Linked DNA regions of Homo sapiens: regions 1 and 2 are each linked to region 3. The links are chromatin contacts, found by Hi-C or POLR2A ChIA-PET in ENCODE. All regions are on one chromosome and are shown on one strand. Each heading gives the region's core, a stretch centred on a gene start or an enhancer-like site at or near the end of the contact. The rest is flanking DNA. Distances are from core to core; before and after follow the strand shown. Region 1 overlaps PCCA (propionyl-CoA carboxylase subunit alpha). Region 2 overlaps PCCA (propionyl-CoA carboxylase subunit alpha). Region 3 holds the start of PCCA (propionyl-CoA carboxylase subunit alpha).

What was found. A loop is a pair of places that touch in the nucleus more often than their neighbours do. ChIA-PET counts read pairs that join two places held with the same protein, here RNA polymerase II (POLR2A). Pooled maps may share reads with other maps.
Region 1: POLR2A ChIA-PET joins it to region 3 with 12 read pairs in MCF 10A. The contact joins the enhancer-like site here to the promoter of PCCA in region 3. A Hi-C loop is called at or near these places in 2 of 168 maps with a recorded cell type or tissue (K562 and heart right ventricle). POLR2A ChIA-PET finds 5 or more read pairs at or near these places in 6 of 52 experiments (Caco-2, IMR-90, MCF 10A and 2 more).
Region 2: a loop to region 3 is called in a map of PC-3, with 2.0 times the contacts of the local background. The contact joins the enhancer-like site here to the promoter of PCCA in region 3. A Hi-C loop is called at or near these places in 4 of 168 maps with a recorded cell type or tissue (IMR-90, PC-3 and naive thymus-derived CD4-positive, alpha-beta T cell), 1 of 37 single-sample maps with no recorded cell type and 13 of 50 pooled maps. POLR2A ChIA-PET finds 5 or more read pairs at or near these places in 2 of 52 experiments (AG04450 and MCF 10A).

Annotation. Positions count from the first base shown.
Region 1 is chr13:100,155,606-100,158,305 of GRCh38, reverse strand. It overlaps PCCA (propionyl-CoA carboxylase subunit alpha), which reads right to left. Exons shown (of 24, transcript NM_000282.4): 6 at 966-1,019. Among named protein-coding and RNA genes, the nearest start is that of PCCA, 68 kb to the right of the region's middle. Within about 2 kb of position 1,350, at least 2 of the 41 ENCODE cell types and tissues checked have a DNase peak (open chromatin) inside an H3K27ac peak, as active enhancers do.
Region 2 is chr13:100,209,001-100,211,775 of GRCh38, reverse strand. PCCA (propionyl-CoA carboxylase subunit alpha) reads right to left here. Exons shown (of 24, transcript NM_000282.4): 7 at 2,313-2,444. Among named protein-coding and RNA genes, the nearest start is that of PCCA, 120 kb to the right of the region's middle. Within about 2 kb of position 1,520, at least 2 of the 41 ENCODE cell types and tissues checked have a DNase peak (open chromatin) inside an H3K27ac peak, as active enhancers do.
Region 3 is chr13:100,087,786-100,090,572 of GRCh38, reverse strand. It overlaps PCCA (propionyl-CoA carboxylase subunit alpha), which reads right to left and starts at 1,480. Exons shown (of 24, transcript NM_000282.4): 1 at 1,348-1,480. The coding sequence starts at 1,452. PCCA-DT (PCCA divergent transcript) reads left to right here and starts at 1,630. Exons shown (of 2, transcript NR_132422.1): 1 at 1,630-1,940. RefSeq lists a silencer at 1,151-1,330 and enhancers at 1,611-1,870, 1,901-1,950.

The DNA.
Region 1 (2,700 bases), core at 101-2,600, 68 kb before region 3:
CGAGTACAGTTATGCTCCACAGAATATTTCAATGAGGCACCACACGTATGACAGTGGTTCCATAGATTCTAATACTGTATTTTTAACTGTATCTTCCCTGTTTACATGTTTAGATACACAAATATCTACCACTGTATTACAACAGCCTACAGGATCCAGTACAGCAACACGTATAGGTTTGTAGCCTAGGAGCAATAGGCTATAACACACTTAGCCTAAGTGTGTGGGAGACTCTACCATGTAGATTTCTGTAAGTAGACTCTGTGATGTTCACACAAGGATGAACTCGCCTAATGATGCATTTCTCAGAATGTATTCACGCTGTTAAGCAACACATGACTGTATGCCACAGAAACAAGTATAACATATTAGAATAAATTAAGATAGTACCTGGCATAATTGATCTAATAACAAACATATGTACAAACATTAATCAAAATCATATTCTAGTACCTAAAAAATAAGGTTTCAGTACCATCTTGAATGAAGTTATAAATATACCTGGAAAAATCAATTTAATAACAAACATACGTTAATTCACCTAGCTGGAAGGGGACATTTAGATCATTAAAAACAACTTCACCCAAAATAGAGGCATTGGTAAGATTTGATATTAAATGCCACAAAATAATTAAATCACTACAATAACTCACTAAACTCCCTAACATATTTACAGTTAAAAATCTGAAGTTTTTAACTTTAATTCAAATATCATGCAGTATATAATAAACCAGGTATCATTCATTCAGTGTAATGGTGATTTTGTAAACTTTTCTGTTTTTATAATTACTCTTCAAATAAACAGTTGAGTTTCAGACTAAAACCACTTCACTTGTCACAATTTTCAAAGAACTGCTGGGTTAATTAAAATTCTATAATCCATCACTACCCACATTTACAAAGCCATGCTACCACACTGCTTTCTGAAAAAGAAATGAACAGTTTCTGGTTCATTACCAACTTACCAAACATCTGGCAAATTCTTTGTTTTCTGAAAGGAATCCATAACCTGGATGTACCTTAGAAATGAAAGCAAAAAGCACTTTCAATTTTATCATATTGCAAAAGCTTTATAAGCAAAATGTACAGTGCATTTATGTATTAATATTTACTGTTCAAGAGCCCTTGAATAAGTACACTTCTCTTATACACTGATCAGTTCTAACTCACATTTCTAGGATCAGAATCAAATTCCAAGAAACTGCCTCTTATATTTACTTTCTCCACACTCCCTTTGTCCTAACTGATTCATTTTCCACACACTACCTTTGTCCTAACCACAATGGGGAGTATATGCCCACATAGCTTCCTGCCCACTGGCATTTGTCTACACTATTCAACAAAACTCTCTCTCCTTTTCCTGAGGCTAACTTTGCCCACAATTCTGGAGAATTTCACAATGGCTGGTGCATCAAAGAATTATGTAAAAGGAACCTTGGCAAAGATGGATGAAAAACTCTAAATTCTCCTTTCTTTACAGTACTCACGAACTGGTAATTTCCAAAACCCAGACTACTAGGACAGCTAACACATTTTATTCCTGATGGCATTAATAATACTCGGCAACTACCAACAAGCCGTTTCTATCAAACTGAACTAAAATGGAGGTGTGGTTTTACTTTTATTTTGTGCTCTGAATTTTTTTTCTTCTAATGTCTACTCTTCTTTCCTTCCTCACCCCAAACTTTGCCATCCACAACTACTTTATACTATCCTCACCCACAAGCCACATTGCTACAATCTACCAGCCTGATCCAATCAAGTAATTTTTGGCTCTCCCAGACTGGCCAAACATAAATTTCGCCACTTCAGTATCAGCCAGTGTTGAACATACTTCTAGTAAAATAATTCTGCTAAAAAGAGAGTCAAATTTCTAAAGGAACCAGTATCATAATCCAGAAATAGCTACGTATCAGCGACTTTTAAATGCTGAACTCGGGCTGGGCACAGTGGCTCCTGCCTGTAATCCCAGCAGTTTAGAAGGCTGAGGCAGGCAGATCACCTGAGGTCAGGAGTTCAAGACCAGCCTGACCAACATGGTGAAACCCCTTCTCTACTAAAAATACAAAATTAGCTGGGCATGGTGGCAGGCACCTGTAATCCCAGCTACTTGGGAGGCTGAGGCAAGAGAATCGCTTGAACCTGGCGGGACAGAGGTTGCAGTGAGCCAAGATCACGCCATCGCACTCTGGCCTGGGCAACAAGAGCGAAACTCCATCTCAAAAAACAAAACAAAAAAAAAGCTGAACTAAGCTTTATGAGCATGGTACAGAAGAATTTAAACTACTGTATCAGAGAAGAAGAGTTTTCATTCCACCAACTTCATTTTATCAACACTCAACTACATATTTATTTTGGCAAGCTATAGTTAAAAGGTTAAAGTGTTTTACCTTCACTAACTGTGCTAATAAACTGTAAACATCTATAATATGGGTTCACGAATTAGGCTTTTTATTTAAACATTCATCTTACTAAAACATTTCTTTCAAAAGAAATGTGAGCGCTAATTGAAGCGCTCCAGGCTTAATTGCTGGTGTTGGATGTTTCCATCCAGTTTTAGAGATAACTTTGCATAGTTTTTAACACTATATATAATTAGTTCTGATAATTAAAAAAAGAAAAAAGAAAATAGAAGAAAAAACACTGTTTCTGATATCAGAAATCATTTTTTTCCTTGGATTCCACTCTATTCAAACAGAA
Region 2 (2,775 bases), core at 271-2,770, 120 kb before region 3:
GAACAAGACCTTGTCTCAAAAAATAATAATAATAGTAAAAGAAAAAAGAAAAGGTGGCAATTGACGCCATGAAAAAAAGTAAGATTGCCCAGGGCAAGTTAGCACAATAAAAAGAGGAAATGTCCTACTCAGGACCCAGAATAAAACCCCCATTTAAGGAACAAAGATAGGAAGAACAATCGGGAAGGAATCTAAGAATGGCATTCAAAAAAGCCAAAAAACACAAAAACTAGAACTGAGTAATGTGCCAAAAGTGAGTATCTCATGAGAGAAGTATGGACTGACCAAGAGACTCAAATGTTGCTCAAAGATTGATATAAGATCAGAATTCAAAATTACATATTGATTTAACAAAGGGAAGAGGTTGCTGGTAGCTTTGCAAGAGAAATTCAGTAGGAATGAGGAAAGAAGCTAGACGGCAAGAAAAGATTAAGTGAAAGATACAGAAATGAAAGTGAGGAAGGACAATTCTAAGAGCTTTGGCACTGAAAGGGGAAGAGAGAAAGAAGGTGGCAACTAGCTGTAGAGTGATAGGGGTGATGGTGCTTTACGAATGGAAGAAATGTTTGTTTCTTTCCCACTAAACTGTGAGAACTATGATACGCAGATCATGTGTATCTCATCACCACATCCTTCCCACATAACTGAGTGACCAACACATTTGTTCACTGAGCATTTTTAATAGCAATGATAACAAAAGGAGCTAAAAGATGAGGAGAATTTTAAGACACAGAAGAGAGAAAAGATAATCAGTAAAACCATAGCCTGTGAAGGCTATAAAGAATACATTTGGAGCGTAGGAGGAGGAACTGGCTTTCCAGAGGATGTGGAACACCTCTTCCTTGTAACAAGTGGGAAGAAACAACATGGATACACATAGATAAAAGTAAATGCAGGTAAATATGGGCAAGAAGCTGAGGATATTTATTAACTAGGGGGCAAGTTTTCTAATCGTCCTCTAATGCATGAAATGATCTTGCACAATGAAGAACAACCCAACACAGAATGCCAAAAGTAACAATACGAAATGCTGAAATGAAGAGTTCCTGCAGGCTAAGTCAAATCGCAAGGTTAAAACTCTACATGAGGACTCTCTTCTAACTAGAAAAAAACAGAATAATTTCTCATGGGAAAAGGAGAAGTTGCATACTTCAATTTCTGCATTTCTCCCTCAGAAGCCTTCAGCTGCAGAAGGCCCTTGCTAAATGTTTGCAATATACAATTACCTATAGCTATACCACTTTCACCAGAAACATGATCCTAACTTACATATTATGCACATGGAGAGAAGCTCAAGATAAAGATATACAGAGAAACTCTTAATGTTTAACACATGAAACACATACCACTATTAAATGCAGTCCAGAGATCTGACAGTACATTTTTTAATCACCAAATTTTTTCCTATGAAAGTCTGAGTCACTGCTGATTCATTAAATACAATGCTCAAACAGTTTCTCACTCTTTTTAACTTATGCTATTTAAAACAATCCAAGTTGGCCAGGCACAATGGTTCACATCTGTAATCCCAACACTTGGGAAGGCCAAGGCGGGAGAATCACTTCAGCCCAGGAGTTTGAGACCAGCCTGGGCAACACGGTGAGACCCTCATCTCTACAAAATAAAAATAATTAGTCAGGTGTGGTGGTGTGTGTCTGCAGTCCTAGCTACTTGGGAGGCTAAAGAAGGAGGGATTCTTGAGTCATGGCGAGAGGATCATTTGAGCCTAAGAGTTCAAGGTTACAGTGAGCTATGACTGCACCACTGCACTCCAGCCTGGGCAACAGAGTGAGACCTCCATCTCTAAAAATAATAAAATAATCCAGTTAAAAACACTGATTTCTGGCCGGATGCAGTGACTCACGCCTGTAATCCCAGCACCTTGGGAGGATGAAGCAGGCAGATCACCTGGGGTCAGGAGTTCGAGACCAGCCTGGCCAACATGGTGAAACCCTGTCTCTACTAAAAATACAAAAATTAGCTGGGCATGGTGGCAGGCACCTGCAATCCCAGCTACTCGGGAGGCTGAGGCAGGAGAATCGCTTGAACCCAGGAGGCAGAGGTTGCAGTGAACCGAGATTGCATCATTGCACTCCAGCCTGGGCGACAAGAGCAAGACTCCATCTCAAATAAATAAATAAATAAATGTAAAAACACTGATTTTTTAAACATATATACATGTATGTATGTGCGTGCATATGTGTGTGTGTGTGTGTATATCCCAAAAAAGCAATAGTTACATTTTATCTTATACTTTTGACAAAATGTTTAACTTGAAGACATATACAATAAAAGTTAAAGTAGCTTCTCACCTTGACTACTCCATCAAAGCCAGGGATTGTATTAACCTCTGCTTTCTTAGCTAATAATTTGCTTTCAATCTTGTCGCCCATGGCTTGAATAGCATGTGTGTCAGGTCCAATGAAAACGACATCTTCTGCTGCCTGTGGAGAAAAACAAGTCAAAATTTATAACAAGAACATTACGGAGCATGATGTGGAGTCACAATTTTATAAAAGAAAAGCCCATATGTGTATTTTCTAATTATTTTTATTGCAGAAACAACAGTTTTTGAGCCAACACATTAAAATACTATATTGCATATAGTACATGTGTGGATAGATGCATGCAACAAAGTCAAATGAAAACAACCAAAAGCACTGAAGAACTCCTTCTGGGTAAACAGTGTGCCTCGGAAAAGTCACTCTATGACACTGTATTTGTATATAACGTCCTACACCACCTAATCTAGCCAGTAAGGTCACCCGTAAACAC
Region 3 (2,787 bases), core at 231-2,730:
AAGTGGAAGACAGGAGATATTCAGTAAATATTTGTTGAAAAAAATAGCTACAAGGACGAAGCTGACGCCCAAGGAAGAGACCTGTCCAATATACAAAGCCTCATGCGCCTGACCCCAAAGCCCACACTTTACACCATACTAACTTGCCTCCTATGTAAATGCATAAGTCTTACAGCTGCAATTGAAGTGGCCAACACAGATGAACAGAATGATAAAGATTAAAGAACACTAAACTGTATGGGAACACAGAAAACAGTGAAAGTCCGCACGCTGAATTGGACACAAAACAAACATAGGTGCCACTCACTTCCATGTCGATAAGCTCCAGCTCTCATACTGCCCACCTGGGGCTCGGTTCCCTCCTCTTTAAAGAGTAGGATGGGGCAGGTCGTCTCTAAAGTGTCTTCAACGTCTAAAATTAAATGACTATAAATCAAGTTATGTGGCAATGTTTTAATAATTATTTTTTAAAAGGAAGTTTAACAAGCACACTGAACCAGCTGACAGATGGTTTTCAGGGGACCTTCATTTTAAAGAATGTGTTCAAGTGCCTCAACAAACCTTATAAAGTAGGTTAGGTGGTCTGTGCCCCAGAATTAACGACAGACTCGACATTGACTGGAGACAGAGCTCAGAAGCACACACAAGCACTCCAACCTGTTTGTCAATCTGCCATCATGACAGCCTAGGTATACAGAACAGTCATGAAATGTGTTTAGAACAGTGCCAAAATCAGGCTCACCACTATACCGAAAAGGAAAGTAAGTTCACGGGATGCATTTGGTACACAGTAGACTGGGGTGTCATACAATTAAAACAGGCTTTCAAATGAAACGTAAAATCTATTGGCAGTCCTGACATGGTATAATACTTTAAAAGATAAGACAAACTCACAACCCTAACACTACTTAAGCAACAGTTCACAGTGTCCCTTCAAAAATGCTGGAAAGAGGCAACAGAACACGGAAACTATAAGGACACCTAAAAAGACACCCTGGAAAGCTTAAGACAAAGCCAATGCCGCGGGGCCCTGGAAGCAGACCTCGAGCAATATGCCTGCCCAAAGCCATCAGCCGCCTCGGAGGGCGTGCGGGCACCCAACTGCCTCTGCCCTAGGCCTCTCTGCTCCGCAGGATCCCCGCGAGGAACAGCTGCAACGAGGGATGCCTCCTGAGCCCGCTGCCACGCGAACTCCGGGAGGGAGGAAAGCAAGCGGTGTAGCTGATGCGGAACCGGGGCGCGGGGGCAGCCGGACCCAGCCAGCGCTCTCCCGGCGCCAGCCGCCCAGAGGCGGCACGGCTAGAAGCCCAGTGAAGCCCGGACCCGCGAGGCCCCGTTGCTCCTCACCTTCAGGGTCCGCAGCGCCGCGCTCAGCATCAGCTGCTGCGGCGGCCACCGCCCACGCCGTCCGGCAGCGACCAGCGGTGCTGTCCCGACCCAGAACCCCGCCATTGTTGTCCCCGCAGACCGCCCCTCTGCTGACCTCTCACACAGCCGGAGGGGGTGGAGAAGGGGAGCGCAGGAGCTCCGGCAAATCACGAGCCAGAAACCCGATGCCCCGCCCCCTAACTTGCGGAAAGGGGAGGGTGAGTGGTCGGCCAGATCCGCCGGATCCGGGATCCGGGAGTCGCGCTAGGACCTGGAGGGCTAGTCGGCGGGCTGCGCGTCCGGCCGCTAGCTGAGCTGGAGGCCACCGGCCAGAGCCGACCCCAGGAGTGAGAGAGACAGGGGCGTGCGTGAGTTCCGGCGGCCTGCACCGGGCAAACCCCGTACCTTCCCAGCATCGGCTCAGCAACCCACGTGCATCCAGGCCGGTCAATGTCATTGAGTCACCTCCGCGCCTTGGCCACCCTGGAGTCCCGAGAATCCGAAGTTCCAGACAAATGCCCAAACTACATTCCTGCATGTTCGAAAGCGTAAATTGCAAAGCACAAATCCAGGTAAGGTTTTTAACGACTGTAATAACACATAAAAAGTTCTAGGTCTGGAAATCAGAGATCCGAGCTCAAGTCCTACCTCTGGCACTTAATATGTGTGTGTGAAAGAAATTAGCCACAACTAGAGTCAGTCTTTGTTGCTCGCAAGCAGAAACCCTTGTTAGTACAACTACTGGCCAGGCGCAGTGGCTCACGCCTGTAATCCCAGCACTCTGGGAGGCCGAGGCGGGAGGATAACCTGAGGTCAGGAGTTGGAGACCAGCCTGGACAACATGCCGAAACCCCGTCTCTACTAAAAAATACAAAAATTAGCTGGGCGTGGTGGCGCACTCCTGTAATCCCAGTTACTCGGGAGGAGGCTGAGGCAGGAGAATTGCTTGAACCCTGGAGGTGGAGGTTGCAGTGAGCCGGATCATGCCACTACACTCCAGCCTGGGTGACAGAGCAAACTCCGTTTCGAAAAATAAAATAAAAATTAGTACAACTATTAAGGGCCGGGCCGTGTGCTAGAGCCTCAGATTCCCTCTTACTTGAGAGTTTACAAGAACCTTAATGGAGTATATATTATTTCCATTTGGAGAAACTGAAGCTGTAGCAGGGTAAAGTCACTCAGCGAGTAAAAGGTCAAACTAGGGTTTGAACCCAAATCTGGCTGCCTTGAGGGACTGGGCTCATGTTTTGCTATATTATGGAAATTTTAAAATATATACAAAAGAGATAAAATTGTACTATGATCACCCAGATACCCATTACACCGCGTCAATGAATCAACATTTTGTCAATCTTGTTTCATCTATTCCCCTTTTTATTTTGTGCAGGAATATTTTAAAGCAAATCTAAGACATCAGAC